3 separate regions of the Homo sapiens genome follow, and all the other regions are linked to region 2. A link is a loop called in an ENCODE intact Hi-C map of the cell type or tissue named here. Cell type or tissue: endothelial cell of umbilical vein. All regions are shown on one strand.

Evidence for each region. A loop is a pair of places that touch in the nucleus more often than their neighbours do. Peaks named below come from ENCODE experiments on the same cell type or tissue, not always from the same donor. Only the 100,000 strongest peaks of a DNase experiment are listed, where the experiment ranks them.
Region 1: a loop joins it to region 2, with 3 times the contacts of the local background. A loop is called at or near these places in 3 of 110 quality-filtered maps.
Region 3: it touches region 2 in a loop (3-fold over the local background); 2 of 110 quality-filtered maps call a loop at or near these places.

Annotation. Positions count from the first base shown.
Region 1 is chr2:182,646,761-182,651,760 of GRCh38, forward strand. It overlaps a transcript of PDE1A not described here. Among named protein-coding and RNA genes, the nearest start is that of DNAJC10, 67 kb to the right of the region's middle. In endothelial cell of umbilical vein, CTCF peaks have their summits at 2,728 (motif pointing left) and 4,185 (motif pointing left); DNase peaks (open chromatin) are centred at 2,611 and 4,121.
Region 2 is chr2:181,901,592-181,906,591 of GRCh38, forward strand. ITPRID2 (ITPR interacting domain containing 2) reads left to right here. Exons shown (of 18, transcript NM_001130445.3): 8 at 175-875. Among named protein-coding and RNA genes, the nearest start is that of ITPRID2, 12 kb to the left of the region's middle. In endothelial cell of umbilical vein, a CTCF peak has its summit at 2,673 (motif pointing left); a DNase peak (open chromatin) is centred at 2,640; H3K27ac peaks cover 1,172 bases.
Region 3 is chr2:182,130,005-182,135,004 of GRCh38, forward strand. It overlaps a transcript of PPP1R1C not described here. Among named protein-coding and RNA genes, the nearest start is that of PPP1R1C, 150 kb to the left of the region's middle. In endothelial cell of umbilical vein, no CTCF peak of the experiment used is centred here; DNase peaks (open chromatin) are centred at 2,227, 2,797 and 3,427; H3K27ac peaks cover 2,554 bases.

The sequences.
Region 1 (5,000 bases), 750 kb after region 2:
ATTAAAGGTAGTAATATTGCTGAAGAAATTATGTATTAAGCAGAATGAAAGATCAGCTAAAAAATCATAGGAGACTCTTTTGAAAACATTGGCAGTGCCTACACAGATGGTGTCAAGAAAAAGCAGTAAATTTAGCCATCAGGCTCTCTGGTAATAAACTGGTTTCCATCTAGGCCTGCGTGGAGACAAAGCAGATGTGGCCATGCTGATAATTGGATTCCAGTTCTTATCACACAGATAATGGTAAAGTAAGAGATTGGCACGATGACTTTTTGCATTAGTTTTAAGAATTTGTTGGGAGTTTGTTTCTTTGTTTTTAACAATGTTGAACCCACCTGTGGAACTGACCGAATTAGGATTTTTAAGGCTGTCCAGCTGAGGACCAGCCCCTCAGCACAACAAAACCTCCAAAATGACTTCACCCCAGGAAGTCTCTTCTCTCAGGGGACATCACTGCGTGCACTCACCTGTGTCCCTGTACCTTTCCATATGCTCTATTAGGGTGATGCTTGCACAGATGAGGGATCTTGACAAGATAGATTACTGAATGGATGGATCAGCAGTTTTCAAGATCAGAATTTATTTCTGGTCTCTTTCCAATAAAGCATAGTTAGATTAGATTGGATCGTACACCTTCCCAGAACAACTTAATACAATAACAATCATATAATTTGTCATTTTTCCTATGGTATCTTTATGTGCTTTGTTTTTATAATGTGCCAAGAGCCTCATGGAATTCAATTTAAGGGTTATTGAGGTAGTCTATTAAGAGTTATTGAGATAGTTATTGAGACAGACTATCGAGATAATCAGCAGCTTCTGCAGGGATAAAATGGAGTCACTTAGGAAAAGACATATCACCTTTTTCTGAGCAGATAAGACTTAAGTTGAACACCATCTGGTTCCAAAACCTTTCATTAGTGTATGGCTTTTAAAGATACGATGCTACAGTAAAGACTAAATCATCTTGGTGGCTACAATTTCAGAATCATTTACTCCAGTTCAATTTAGCATAAGAAGCCTCTGTAGAAAAATTGGCTTTCGAAACCCAAATTACACAGTGAGCTGATAAACAATTAAATGAAATTCTGTCATTGACAGGAAGAGCTAGGCAGAGGAGGACAAAAAAGGGAGAGAAAGATGCCCAAATTTACTGAGGAAAAAAAAAGGCACAGGAAAGGAAGTGAGGTGAGTATCGGCAGGTTAACCTCACATCCTTCTGAGAGACTTTCCTCTAGAAAGCTGATTTTCAAATTTGCTTGAAGATAAGAACTGACTAGAACACTTGTTTAAAAAACTCTCAGGCCTCAGCCCGGACCTACTAAACCATGGTATATTGGAAAAACCATAGTATATTGGAGAAGAAACCTGGTAACCTGGCAATCTGTGCATATAACAAGTGCCTCACGTGTTCCTCATCAGGTAAGTTTGAGCTAGCACTGTAGCTAAAAAGATGTTTCTATGGGCTTGTTGGGACATTCTGAGCCTTGCGAGTAGTAAGCCTCATTCTTAATAAGACGGTCCAGTTGTTGGAGTCAGAATAGGAGCTCTGATTCAGACGAGCAGAACAAAAACATTAAGGCCTCACAGTTTGTGGCAAGAGCTTAAGTAGATGCAGTAATAAGTCCAGGCTGGGCACAGTGGCTCACACCTGTAATCCCAGCACTTAGGAAGCTGAGGCTGGAGGATCCCTTGTGGCCAGGAGTTTGAGACCAGCCTGGACAACAGAGCAAGCAAGACCCTGTCCCCACAAAAAAAAAAAAAAAAAAAAAAATTAAAAAAATTACCTGGATGTAGTGGTGCACTGGTGCATGCCTGGAGTCCTAGCTGCCTGGGAGGCTGAGGGAGGAGGATCACTTGATCCCAGGAGATTGAGGCTGCAGTGAGTCATAATCATGTTACTGCACTCAGCCTGGGTGGCAGAGCAAGACCCTGTCTCTTTAAAAAAAAAAAAAAAAAAATTCAAGACAAGGCAGTTAAAGCCAGTTGCAATTAATTTAAATAAACACCAACAAAGCATCCTAATACCTGTAATATGAAGACATGGGTGCAAATGCCAACACTTCCAGTCACATTTTTATCATCTATACAAAAGAAGTGATGATATCCAGTTTATAGATGTTATTATCAGAGCTGGTGTTTGAAAGTGCCACCTAAATATGAGCAATTATTGCTACTAGGTAAAGGGTACCAGAGCAAGTGCTCATATCAGGACAGTCAAACAAGAGGTGTCCCTACAAGTGGGTGGGGAAACACAGCAATGGGAATGTAGAATGGAAAAATTGTGAGGTGTGTGTAAGTGGCAGCAGGTAGCAGGCCCCTCTGGTGGCCTAGAATACATCTGAAACTATCATCTTCAGGCATAGAAAGAAGAAAATGAGATGTGAGTTAGTTGAGAAGAAACTGGATAGCTGAGAGATTACCAAGATAAGATTCAGACATATTAAAAACAATCTTGGTACCCACTGCCTGGCGACAGGGTATGTGGTAGCAGCTTTGTGCAACATAAGTTATTAGCACAGAAACCAAAATCAGAATAGGAAAAGCAACATGAGCTATTCCTAACACTTCAGTTCCCCTTGGTCAGAGGTAGGAAAGTTGAGCCTACAAATAGGAATAAAGTCCCAGCCGTAGAACATAGAGAGACGCAGGAAGCTAAAGAGGTTTTTTCAGGGGGCAGGTAAACCTTGTTCAATCATGAAATGATGTTCAAGAGAGACATCTACTGGCCGGGAGCAGTGGCTGACAATTGTAATTCCAGCACTTTGGGAGGCCAAGGTGGGAGGGTCTCTTGAGCCCAGCAGTTCGAGACCAGCCTGGGCAATATACCAAGACCCCACTCTATACAAAAAAAAAAAAAAAAAAATTGAGATGGAGTCTCGCTTTTTCACCCAGGCTTGATTGCAGGGGCGCAATCTCAGTTCACTGCAACCTCTGCCTCCCAGGTTTAGGCAATTATTTGCCTCAGCCTCCCAAGTAGCTGGGATTACAGGCGCCTGCCACCACGTCCGGCTAATTTTTGTATTTTTAGTAGAAACAGGGTTTCACCATCTTGGCCAGGCTGGTCTTAAACTCCTGACCTTGTGATCCATCCACCTCAGCCTCCCAAAGTGCTGGGATTACAGGTGTGAGCCACTGTGCCCGGCCTACAAAAAAATTTTTTTTTAAATTAGCCAGACATGGTAGCTCATGCTTGTAGTCTCAGCTACTCGGAAGGTTGAGATAAGAGGATCACTTGAGCCCAGGAGTTTGAGGCTGCAGTGAGCTGTGATCATATCTAGGTGTGATCGTACTCCAGCCTAGGTGATAGAGCGAGACTCTCTCTCCAAAAAAGAGAGAGAGAGACATCTGCTGCCAGCAAAAAGATCCTAGATCTATCCATAGGTTTAAAACACACATGGCTTTAGGTGCCAGGTAGATGAGGAAATGTATAAGGGCACAGGGTCTCAGACTATGGGAAAACGCAAGTATTGTTTAGTATTTAGAATGCAATCACTGAAATGCAGTCTAACTCAGATTTTTAAAAACCTACTAACAAGCAAAACTGGTCTCTGGGCTAAATAAAATCCCAGGAGACCAGGTTTTAACATGAATGGCCCAGAGCAGAGAGCACAGATACAAATATGTAGTGTGATGTATTCAATAACATTAAAAGTTATTTTTTTAACTTCAGATTCAGACTTAAGGAACATTCAGTTAGCACCTACTATAACCTAGGAATGAGGCCCTCCTATATACATTTCATGTGCATGGAAATAGGGAAGAACCAGGCTACTTGAATCAAAACACTTTGATAACCTTATTCCCCAGAAAGCATCTCAAAATTCTGATTTCATGTCTACAATAATGATAAAAATGACAGTAGTAGTAATAACAGTTATACAAGGTAATTAAGTAAAATGTCATAAAGTAATGTAGGGATAACAATTATACCTATACATATTGTAACTCTAACTTTTTTAACGTAAGTATACTCTCTTGAGAAATTAATTGTATCCTCGGCATTAAAGAACTTAAACCATCCCAACTGAAAACACTTGAAAGAGAACAGGAAAATCCCACTGCTCCATGCTGACAACTGATATTCAAGATCTTGCGTAAGAATTCTAACCTTCTTGGAAGTATTCACAATGACTTTTAAATATCTGCCTTCATGTTACATTTAAAAAGGCTTCTTGAAAAACAATAGGAGTAGAGTGCCCTCTAGAGTCTTATTTGTGTTTTGTTTTTTGGGTTTTTGTTTTGTTTTGTTTTGTTTTTTTCCAGATGGAGTTTCGCTCTTGTTGCCCAGACTGGAGTGCAATGGCATGATCTTTACTCACTGCAACCTCTGCCTCCCAGGTTCAGGCAATTCCCCTGCCTCAGACTCCTGAGTAGCTGGGATTACAGGCACCTGCCATCACACCCAGCCAATTTTTGTATTTTTAGTAGAGATAGGGGTTCACCATGTTGGCCAGCCTGGTCTTGAACTCCTGACCTCAAGTGGTCCACCCGCCTTGGCCTCCCAAAGTGCTAGGATTACAGGTATGAGCCACCACACCTGGCCTTGTATTTTTAATGCCAAATTAGGGGGGTAGATAATTTGATCATTTCTGGCTGCAGTCATTGAAATTGAGAAATGTGAAAAATTTGACTATTGCTGCTACAAAAATGTATCTCTTTACAAAATTTAGTATGATCTTTTTCCTCCCAAGAGAAATCTCTTTGAACATTACCTATCTACATAGTTAGAACAGACAAAAATATTAAAGATTTGTATTGAAAATGTGTTAATTTGTATTCTACTTTCTATGTCCTACACATACAAATTTATTCAAAGGAATTCTAATATCAGTATGACTATTTCATCTTTTGTGTGCACTTTTTAAAAACTTATACATTCATTTCAGTCCATAAGTTACCAAAAGGGAAACAATATTTGTTAATCTAACATTTGAGGCTTCTACCTAAAATTTATACAACGCATTTGGGTAACTAATAAACGCTTTTACACATAGGTG
Region 2 (5,000 bases):
TCCCACCCAGTGAATGTAGAGAAGGTTTAAGTGTTAGATGAGGAAAAAATAGGGTTTTATAATCTTTGTGATCTAAGTGTAGTTTTTGGAATTCTAAACAATAATATGCATTTAATATATGTGTATGTATATATATAAATATAAACATATCATTAATATTGTTTCTTTTGGTAGGCCGTTTTCGTCAAATTGAAGTGCTTACTACTGTGGCCAATGCGTTTTCTTCTTTATATTCTCAAGTCTCCGGGACGCCCCTGCAGAGAATTGGAAGTATGTCCTCAGTGACCTCTAACAAGGAGACAGACCCACCTCCACCTTTAACTCGAAGTAACACTGCAAATCGTTTAATGAAAACACTCTCAAAACTGAATTTATGTGTTGATAAAACAGAGAAAGGAGAAAGTAGTAGTCCTTCTCCATCAGCTGAAAAAGGAAAGATTCTAAATGTTTCAGTGATTGAAGAAAGTGGCAATAAAAACGATCAAAAGTCTCAAAAAATTATGAAGAAGAAAGAGTCATCTTCTATGTTGGCTACAGTTAAAGAAGAAGTCTCTGGTAGTTCAGCAGCTGTTACGGAGAATGCTGATAGTGATAGAATTTCTGATGAAGCAAATAGTAATTTTAACCAAGGAACTGAAAATGAACAAAGTAAAGAAACTCAAAGTCATGAGAGTAAACTGGGTGAGGAATCTGGTATTGTAGAATCCAAATTAGATAGTGATTTCAACATATCCAGCCACAGTGAGCTGGAAAATAGCAGTGAGCTGAAAAGTGTCCATATATCCACACCTGAAAAAGAGCCTTGTGCACCACTGACAATACCATCCATAAGAAATATAATGACACAGCAGAAGGACTCCTTCGAAATGGAAGAGGTAGGTAAAAAATTACTGAGACTGGTTTCAAGTTGCAGACTAGGAAAAAAAGTACCAAAAATGCTTATAAAATGAGAGGTAGCTAATAGATTTATACTAGAAAAATTTATTCTAATTTTGACTTTCCAGGTTTATGTTTCACAAACCAAGAATTGGTCTCAGGATAATGTGATGTCGAGGTAATGGGACAGTTCAGTAACTCCTCCAGATCTTTATCCACTAGTTGATATTTGAACCTTAACCCTCTTTTCTCTCTCAAGGGTAAGATTTTGATGCTCAAGAAAGCCCTGAGAGAGTATATTTAAATTCAAAGCAATATTGCATAATAGTTAGAAACACAGGCTTTGAAATCAAACAGGGCTTTGAGTTTTGTCTGCCACTGAATGACTGTATGCCTTTGGGCAAGCTTTTCTTAACATATCTCAGTGGTAAGGATATGTGAAGGCGGCTTTGGGGATAGTTCTTGTTATATGACTGGAAAGAACATGAAGATATTACGTACCTGCATGGGGAGGATAGGGACCCTAGAATTAGCAGGTTTGAAAGGCCACTGAATAGGGTTTCTGCAAGCCCAAAAGACCAATGTTTGGTTACTTGTTATTTGTGTCCAGTAATATACCTGATAGTTAACATAAATTTTTAATTGGAAAAGATAAAAGATACTTATTTTGAATGAGGTTCAGCTAAAACTGCTTCTGAATAGTAGGAGCTGAATAGCTTGGGGCAGGAAAACTGATTTTACCAAGCATCTACCCTGTGCTGGGCACTGTTCTTGGCTCTTGAAGTACTTCATTGCAGTCTGTGAGGCACATGGTAGTGGTCTCATTTTATACATGAGGAAACTGAGGCATATGTATGCTAATGAAGAGTTGTGGCTATAAATTATATAATGCGCAATTTGTCTTTTGTAATTTATTACATTAGATGCGTTTTAGTAATAGTTCACAGTAGTTTTAACATCACACACCATTATTTTAGGGAATTAGAAAATGAAATAATTGATTCAGCTCATAAATGTCCTCTTAGGTGAGTGTCTCTCTCTCTTGCTCCCTCCCTCCCTCCCTCAGATTAGTGAAGATTTTTCATTTATTGTAAAATTTCAGTTGCTGATACAGATTTTTGCCTTTTTGTGGTCTGTTAATACTTTAATTACAACTGAATAGTGAAATAAAAAGGGAGTAGGAGCAGCACCTTGGAATATTTTACATTTTGAGCTTTTTTTCTTTTATTTCTTTGTATATGTTTATATTTCTTCTATCTTTTTACCTCCTGGTATAATTTATTTCTCATCGTAATGAGTATGGAAGATGACTGTGATGACTACATTAAAACCTCTGTTTGTTCTTTTTCACTCTGATAACTTTTTGACTTTGTTTTGGTCTAAACTTGTTCCAGCACTCATAATTAAAGTGTAAATTTTTGCCTACCATTAGGGCCCTCTTCTATGACAATTAGATATGGCAGTTAATTTCCTTGTTTAATACAATAGCAGAGCATAAAGATCTAAACAAATTATGTTAGGTAATTGCAAATCTGATATTGGCGACTCCGAGTGAACAACACTCATATTTTCAAGTAAGTCACTCTTCAAAGAAGTCAAGGAAGTTTATTTTTAATTTCTAAAATTCCTGAATTCTAAGCTGTAGTTTTTAAAATTTTTTAAGATGCCATACACAAAAGGTTTTTTAAACACTTATAAAGTGCTAGATGTACTTTTGTGGCAAGTTAACCTTTAATGATAGTCTGGGGGTTTTTTGCCCCCTCTACTGGCAAAAAAGGTTAATGAAGAAAGCAATGTAGCATTGACGTGAACATTTTTTTGAAGTACAAGATTACATGCATTGGTGGAAGAATAATGGGAGATTTTTTTTTTAAATGAATTTATGGTCGACCACAGCTACATTGTAAATATGGGGAATTTTAAAGAAAATAATGTATCTTCAGATATATTTAAAATATGGATAAAAACCTCCTGGAAGTGTGTTTTCATCCCTAAGGGAACATTAAAGAGAGCTTGTAGAACAATGGATAAAGGAAATAATGTGTTAACTTTAATTTCCTCTTCTCCCAAACACTTGAATCATATTGACAAATGAAGAGAACAATCTTATTGAAACTGACTTTTAGATCCTATTCAGTGTAGTTTGTTGCTATTTTTCTTTTGGACCTCTTTCCATGAGGTTTGATTCTTGCTGGGAATTTTCTTCTTGTGAAAACCATGAGTAAATATAAGTTAGAGCTCCCTCTGTCTCAGTAAATCAGTTCTCAGAAACATTATCTGAGCATGAGCTGCTTTAGGAAGCTAGGAAGGAGAAAATGTTGCAGATATGTTGACTGCATGAAGCTGCCTAATCCATCTGAGACAAGAGGTAAGATCCAACAGTCACCAGAAGCAAAGAGACAAAATACTTAAATGTAAAGAGAGCTAAATAGATGATGAGACTGCTCCTGGCCTGGTACAATGAAGTGTCTGTTTCTTATGTTAGAAAAGGAAAAGGCCAGAGACTTTCAGTTAAAAGTCAACTTGCCTTATAAAGTGTCTTGTAGACTGTTTAAAATAGTTATGAATGTTTATAACGATGTTTTTTCTTTTTTTTTTTTTTTTGAGACGGAGTCGCGCATTGTCACCCGGGAGTGCAGTGGTGCAATCTTGGCTAACTGCAACGTCTGCCTCCTGGGTTCATGTAATTCTCCTGCCTCAGCTTCCTGAGTAGCTGGGATTACAGGCACATACCACCACAGCCAGCTAATTTTTTGTATTTTTAGTAGAGATGGGGTTTCACTACGTTGGCCAGGCTGGTCTCAAACTCCTGACCTCGTGATCTGACCACCTCGGCCTCCCAAAATGCTGGGATTACAGGTGTGAGCCACCACACCCAGCCTATAACTATTTATAAAAAGTTATTAAATCCTGTTCTTGAATTTCTAATTATTCCAAATGACTTGCTTCATTAATTCTTGTGTTCTTCTTGAATGGCTTATTTTGAATACGTCATGGTAACTCTCTGAAGCCATAGATTAGTAGTGTGAATGATTCACAAGTTAAACCAAAATGATCCTTCTCAAGCAGATGTTCATCTTTTAGATGTAAAGGAAAAACTTAAGAAGGAGAACTTTTATCTCAGCATTTCTGTAAGAAGTTGACTGTGTGGTCTTCTTGACCTTTAAATGAATTTTTATTTAAATATAACCATTATTGGATATACACATAATCTTTTTTAAGCTACTGATGTGTTAGTAACTGTTTCTAATCCTGTCTTCATACTAATTATTGATTTAACTAATGTACTTGACTTCTCATTTTTAGCTGTTAAGTTTTAGGATTTTTCTATGTTTATTGGTCTGAGTTAAAATAATCCCACATCAGTCAGATATTTGACAGATAATTAAGTTGTTCCTTTGGCCTTTTAAATGTAACTGTGTATGTTTTGAAGATAAGCCTGCCCTGGAATATGAACTCTAACATATGACATGCACAGATATCTGCTACTCTAAAGCCCAATTAACCACTGTTTTGTTATTTGATATTTACCTAAAAGACCTTAGTCAATTTTTATTGAAAATTTACCTGACAGTAAAAATAAATGATATTTTTGTGTGTATGTGTAAAACTCGATAGTATTTGTTTAAGATAAACATTTGCAAGTAATTTATAGAATCATAAACTAGTACGGAAAGAGATACTTTATTCATTTTCTAGTTTCTTCCCTTTACAAATGAGGAAGCATCCCCTCCCTCATTTGATATTGTTTTATAGCAGTGGTTCTTCACCATCTTTCTGAGGGCTATAATATTCCTTTTGATATCAGTGCTTCACAGGGGGAAGGAGCACAGCGGGTGTCAGTGGAGGATGGCAGAGGAGGATCTCCTGTTGTACATTCTTACTACTTTACTGTTTGAAAGTACTTTGACTTACAGTTACATTTGATCACCCCAAGGACCTATGAGGTAGAAATTTTAATTTTAATTTTGCTGTTAATTTTAATTTTGAGGCTGAGCATGGTGATTCACACCTGTAATCCCAGCACTGTGTGGAGGCTGAGGCAGGAGGATCACTTGAGCCCAGAAGTTAGAGACCAGCCTGGACAACATAGCATGACTTGTCTCTACAAATAGTTTTAAAAT
Region 3 (5,000 bases), 230 kb after region 2:
GGTTCATTTAAAAATGTTTCCTATGTCTAAATCTATATTTTAAAAATAACCTTTATCATGTAAAATGAGAGAATTGCTGAGTTTATGACAATCTTAGGTATAACCTTTTCTTAAAGAACAAGGCATCAATCTTTAATTTGTTTCCCTTTCTTGATTTCTCATAAGTTGCAAAATAAAAATAAAAATAATTTCACAAATTGTTCATTATTATTATCCTCCCTACTTGCCCCAGGATTTAAGTACTAACTTTTACTTCCTACTCTTAGACTTTGTATTGCCAAAGAAATAAAATATGAAAAAGCATAATCACCCAGACCTACCTGCGGAATTGTGGATTATGCTGTAGATATTAGATCATTGAAAGGAACAATATACTACTTAATGAGGAGCCAAAGACAACATTCTACCTGCTGCTCCCTTCAAGCTGAGGAATGAGTTTAATTGACTTCAAAGTCCCATTATTCTCAAAAGTAGCAAAGGTACAACATGGCTTTGCATGAATCAAAGGAAGGGAACAACAAGAACTTAAAAAAATAGTTTGCAGATGGTTGAACATCTCTTTAATAATTAGAGAAGAATATCTTTTCTTTCTTTATTGTTTACAGATACCAACATTTTTCAAAGCCTTGCAGTAGATGAGTGAGTCTCCTGTTACATTTCTCCTGCAGCATATATTCTGTGGATGTGTTTTCCTAAGCAGACTAATTATATGTTGCTCTCTTCTTTTACCCTAATGAAACATAGATTTTTCTGTTTTGAATTTGTCACTTGTTTGTTACATTTGTCAAGTGTTTTAAATATTACATTGGTCCTTTATTTGCTTTTGAGAACACCCAATAGTTTAAAAATTAAAATGACATGAAGGTCAATTCTAAGACAGGAATGATACTACTAAATCCTGGACTTGCCTATGATAACAAGCTCGAGCTACACACTTTTATTGTCAGAATAAATGGAATATATAGGAAGGAGTTAATTGGAACTGGTTAGTACCTAAATAAGATTTTTCAAAGTAAGTTTTTTGTCGTATTGGCAGAACAGTGTTAAAAAATAGACATTGTCATCATAAACACCCACAACTATATCTGTAGAAGATAATTTAATGCAATATTCTGGGGAAAATACAGTTGCCAAAATTAATCTCCTTGTTTTCTTTCATTGTGCAATGTGGAGTTAAATTTTTTTTCTATTGAGCAGTGTGTGTGTGTGTTTGTGTCTATAATTTATATATGTGCTTGTATACATTTCTATATACACATGTATGTGTATGCAAAATATGTATATATACACATATATATAAAATGTACACTAAATATGTATATATGTATATTCATAAAATGTTTTGCTGTATGGAAATAAAAAAGAAGGTTTCTAAAGGAAAGATAGAGAAGAAATTTAACCTGATTTCTATTAAATTAAGCACAGAGAAATAAAACTTTACTAAAGGGCCAGGTGCAGTGGCTCAAGCCTGTAATCCCAGCACTTTGTGAGGCCAAGGCTGGCAGATCACTTGAGGTCAGGTGTTTGAGAATAGCCTGGCCACATGGTGAAACCCTGTCTCTACTAAAAACACAAAAATTAGCCGGGCATGGTGGCATGTGCCTTTAGTCCCAGCTACTCAGGAGGCTGAGGCAGGAGAATTATTAGTCCCCAGGGTGGCTAGCAGGGCCTAGGGAAGCTGGAGATCCTGGGGTGACTGTCCCTGGCAGAGCTGGAGGTTGCAGTCACTGTCCCTGGAGTTGGAGGTTGCAGTGAGCCGATATCGCGCCACTGCACTCCAGCCTGGGTGACAGAGCGAGACTCCATCTCAAAACAAAACAAAACAAAAACAGAAAAACACTTTACTAAACAAATACCTCCCAAAGTTATAATTTCCATATTCTTGTCTGTTAGGGAGAAGCCAGGTGAGAACAGAGGAGGACATCCAGAGTAAACTGGACACAGTAACAGAGGTGAGGAGGTCCTCACAAAGGGTGCCTCCGGTGAAAAGAGAAAGATAGCCAGAGGGAGAGGACCCGAGGGAGGGCAAGGCCAGCTCCTTCCCTCTCCCTCTCTGGCCACACAACTTATTCTTAGCAGCTTCCTGTCCACTGCTGCTAAGTCATTTCCACATGAACGCGTCTTTTGCACCATGGCTATTTTCCTTTTGCCCCCATTTCTGTCTGAGGAAAGGTTTGATGGTGATTTCAGTGTTGACACACTCGACTTTTAGACTGCAGCTGACTTACCATGCTTGTTGAATGAGTCTGTTCCTCTCACATGGACAGTTTCCACTTATGAAAAGTCCCTTCCTTTTTCATTTCCTCTGCAGAAAGCTTGTTTTGCTAATGAGGAGTCCATGAAATTGGGGGAGTTTGCTGCTGTGTGTGTGTGTGTGTGTGTGTTTGTGTGTGTGTGTGTATGTGTATGTGTACATAGTTTTCCTCTTTGAGAAATTGCTATTGTTGCTTCTCAGTGCACCTGGATGTCTGAAGATATTTTTTATTTAACGAGCTGTCTAGGAAATACAAAGGTTACTGTTATTTTATCTTTATGTTGATATTTTTCTGTTTAATATTTGCATTAAAATTGTTCCCCCAAATAGAATATCTACATGATATAGCAACCAGTGAACAAATCAACATATCTACCTACACATATATATATAAATCTATATATTAATCTCTCTCTGTATCTAATTAATATATATGTATAATTTAGCCTTCCTCTCAAGCAAGGACATAAGTGGTAAATTAATGATAATATAATCTTTACTATGGAATGGCTGGTCTACTCTGCATGGAGCAACCTCTCCATCATGTGGACTTTTAAGATATTGCTACTAAAGTTAAAGCCATGCTATGCTCTTGAAACTGTAAATATCAATTAATTTTAAAAGAAAGGGGTGAAGCTCTAGGTAGGTTTTTATTTGTATAGCTCATATTATTTCTGTTTTTCTATGTGTCAGGTGATATTCTCAGCACCTTGTATAGAACATTTCACTTAATCATTCCAAAAGTACCTATTAGATAGGCACTTTAATTATTTCCATTTTATAGATGAAAAAATTTAGGCTTGTCCAAGACCACAGCACTGGTAAGTGACAAAGTGAAGTCCAAAATTGAACTGAAGGCCAAATTTCATGAGCTATCTTGGGTGAGATATTTCTTGCCTCAAGTCTTCCACATAAAATGTAACAAATTTAATGGTATCTGGATAAATACAAAATAATATTATTTTCTGTTCATCAAGGGCCAAAAAATGGGTCAGATACTGTCTGGACCCTTTAAATATTCTTTGTCATTATTTTACCATTCTATCAAAGTATTAATGGTTAAGAAATGTCTTCAGATTAGAAAATGTTACAGTTAGCAGCTACCAACCACCAATGACTAAGAATTAGTCATTATTGTTCTAAATCCTGTATGGTTCCCATTATTAATCGTCAAGGCTGTAGGAAATCAACTAGGAAATGTGAACTTTTCTTCTTAGCAAAGTTTAGGATTTGCTGTTATGAACATATCTCTACACCAGCAGACCCAACTCCCCAAGCATACAGACAAGAGAGAGATGAAGAGATCTTACTGTTTCTCTCACATAATTCAGGTTTGCTTTTAGTATGCTATTAAGAATTGATGCACTCCCCATTTGTCTGCTCTGAGAAAAAAAACATAAATGGCTTTTGGGATTTTGCAGATCTAAAGTGCTTGAAAAGTGGGTCTTATTTTGACTAAATTAACTGGAGATGTTATCTGAAAAGGACTGACTCAATCACATACCAAGCAGGACAAATAATAATACACTTTTCCTTCCTGCCTTCATTCATTTATTCACATCCATTTATTCCACAAATATTTACTGAACATTTACAGTGTGTAAAACTCAGTGCTTTTTTCCCTAAAAATCTAGCAGCAAGTGTATGACAGAGAGCTGCAATTCTTTCGCACAGAGGGATAGCAGATCAGTGTTCATCCAAAGAGGAGATGGAGTTCTGGTTAGAGGAATGAGAAGAGGCTTTGCAAGAGAGCAGGCAAATGCACAGATCCTTAGAGGAAGAAGGGACAGGGACAGGTAAAGATGACAAAGGGAGCAGCAAGACTCAGGTAGAAGAGGCACTCAGTGCAAAGGCATCAGGAACAGTGAATACTGTAATGAAGGCTAGACTGAAAATGGGCTGGGTTAGGCTGTGAGGGGCTTTGAAAATTATGCTAAGGAGTTTAAGCTTTACCTGCTGGCCAGTGGCTCTCAAAGTGAGATCCCCAGTCTACCAGCATTAGCTTTGCTTCAGGCCCATCCCAGAACTACTGAATCAGAGTCTCTGGGGATGGGGCTTAGACTTCTGTAGTTTAACAAACCCTTAAGGCCATGTTGATGCATGCTAAGGGTTGAGAACCAGTGCTGTAGCCAGGCCTTCCAAACGGATGTGTGTACTGGGAATGAGTGGCAGGTGTGCTGGAGATAGATAGTGACATTTGCAGTCCTCAGGGTGGCTAGCAGGGCCTGGAGAAGCTGGAGCTCCTGGGGTGACTGTCCCTGGCAGAAGCAGCCTCATTCTTTTTCCTAGGGTACCAAGTTCTTTGACCTGAAATAGTAGTGCTGTGCAGAGCAGGCCTGTGGGCCAAATTTGCCATGTAGCTGGTCTTTGCATGCTCTCTCCCCACCAGCTAAGAATAGTTTACACTTTTAAATGGTTGTGAAGGAGAAAAGGAAGAGAAAGGAGAAGGATCAGAAGAAACAGAAGGAGGAGGAGAAGAAAATGATGAAGGAGGAGGAGAAAGGAAAGGAGAAGAGGGGGAGGAGGAGCAGCAGGATGAGGGTGGTATAATGGTATGTGGCTTCCAAAGCCTAAAATATTTACTATCTGACCCTTTACAGAAAAATTTTGCTGACCTCTGATGTAGACAAGGAGAAATTGTTTTTAAGAAAAGGAGCAATATTTCCAAAGAATTCATTAGGGAGATTTAGCATAACAACTGTATACAGAAAAGACTAAGTAAAAAGAGCTGGAAAGAGAAGCCAAA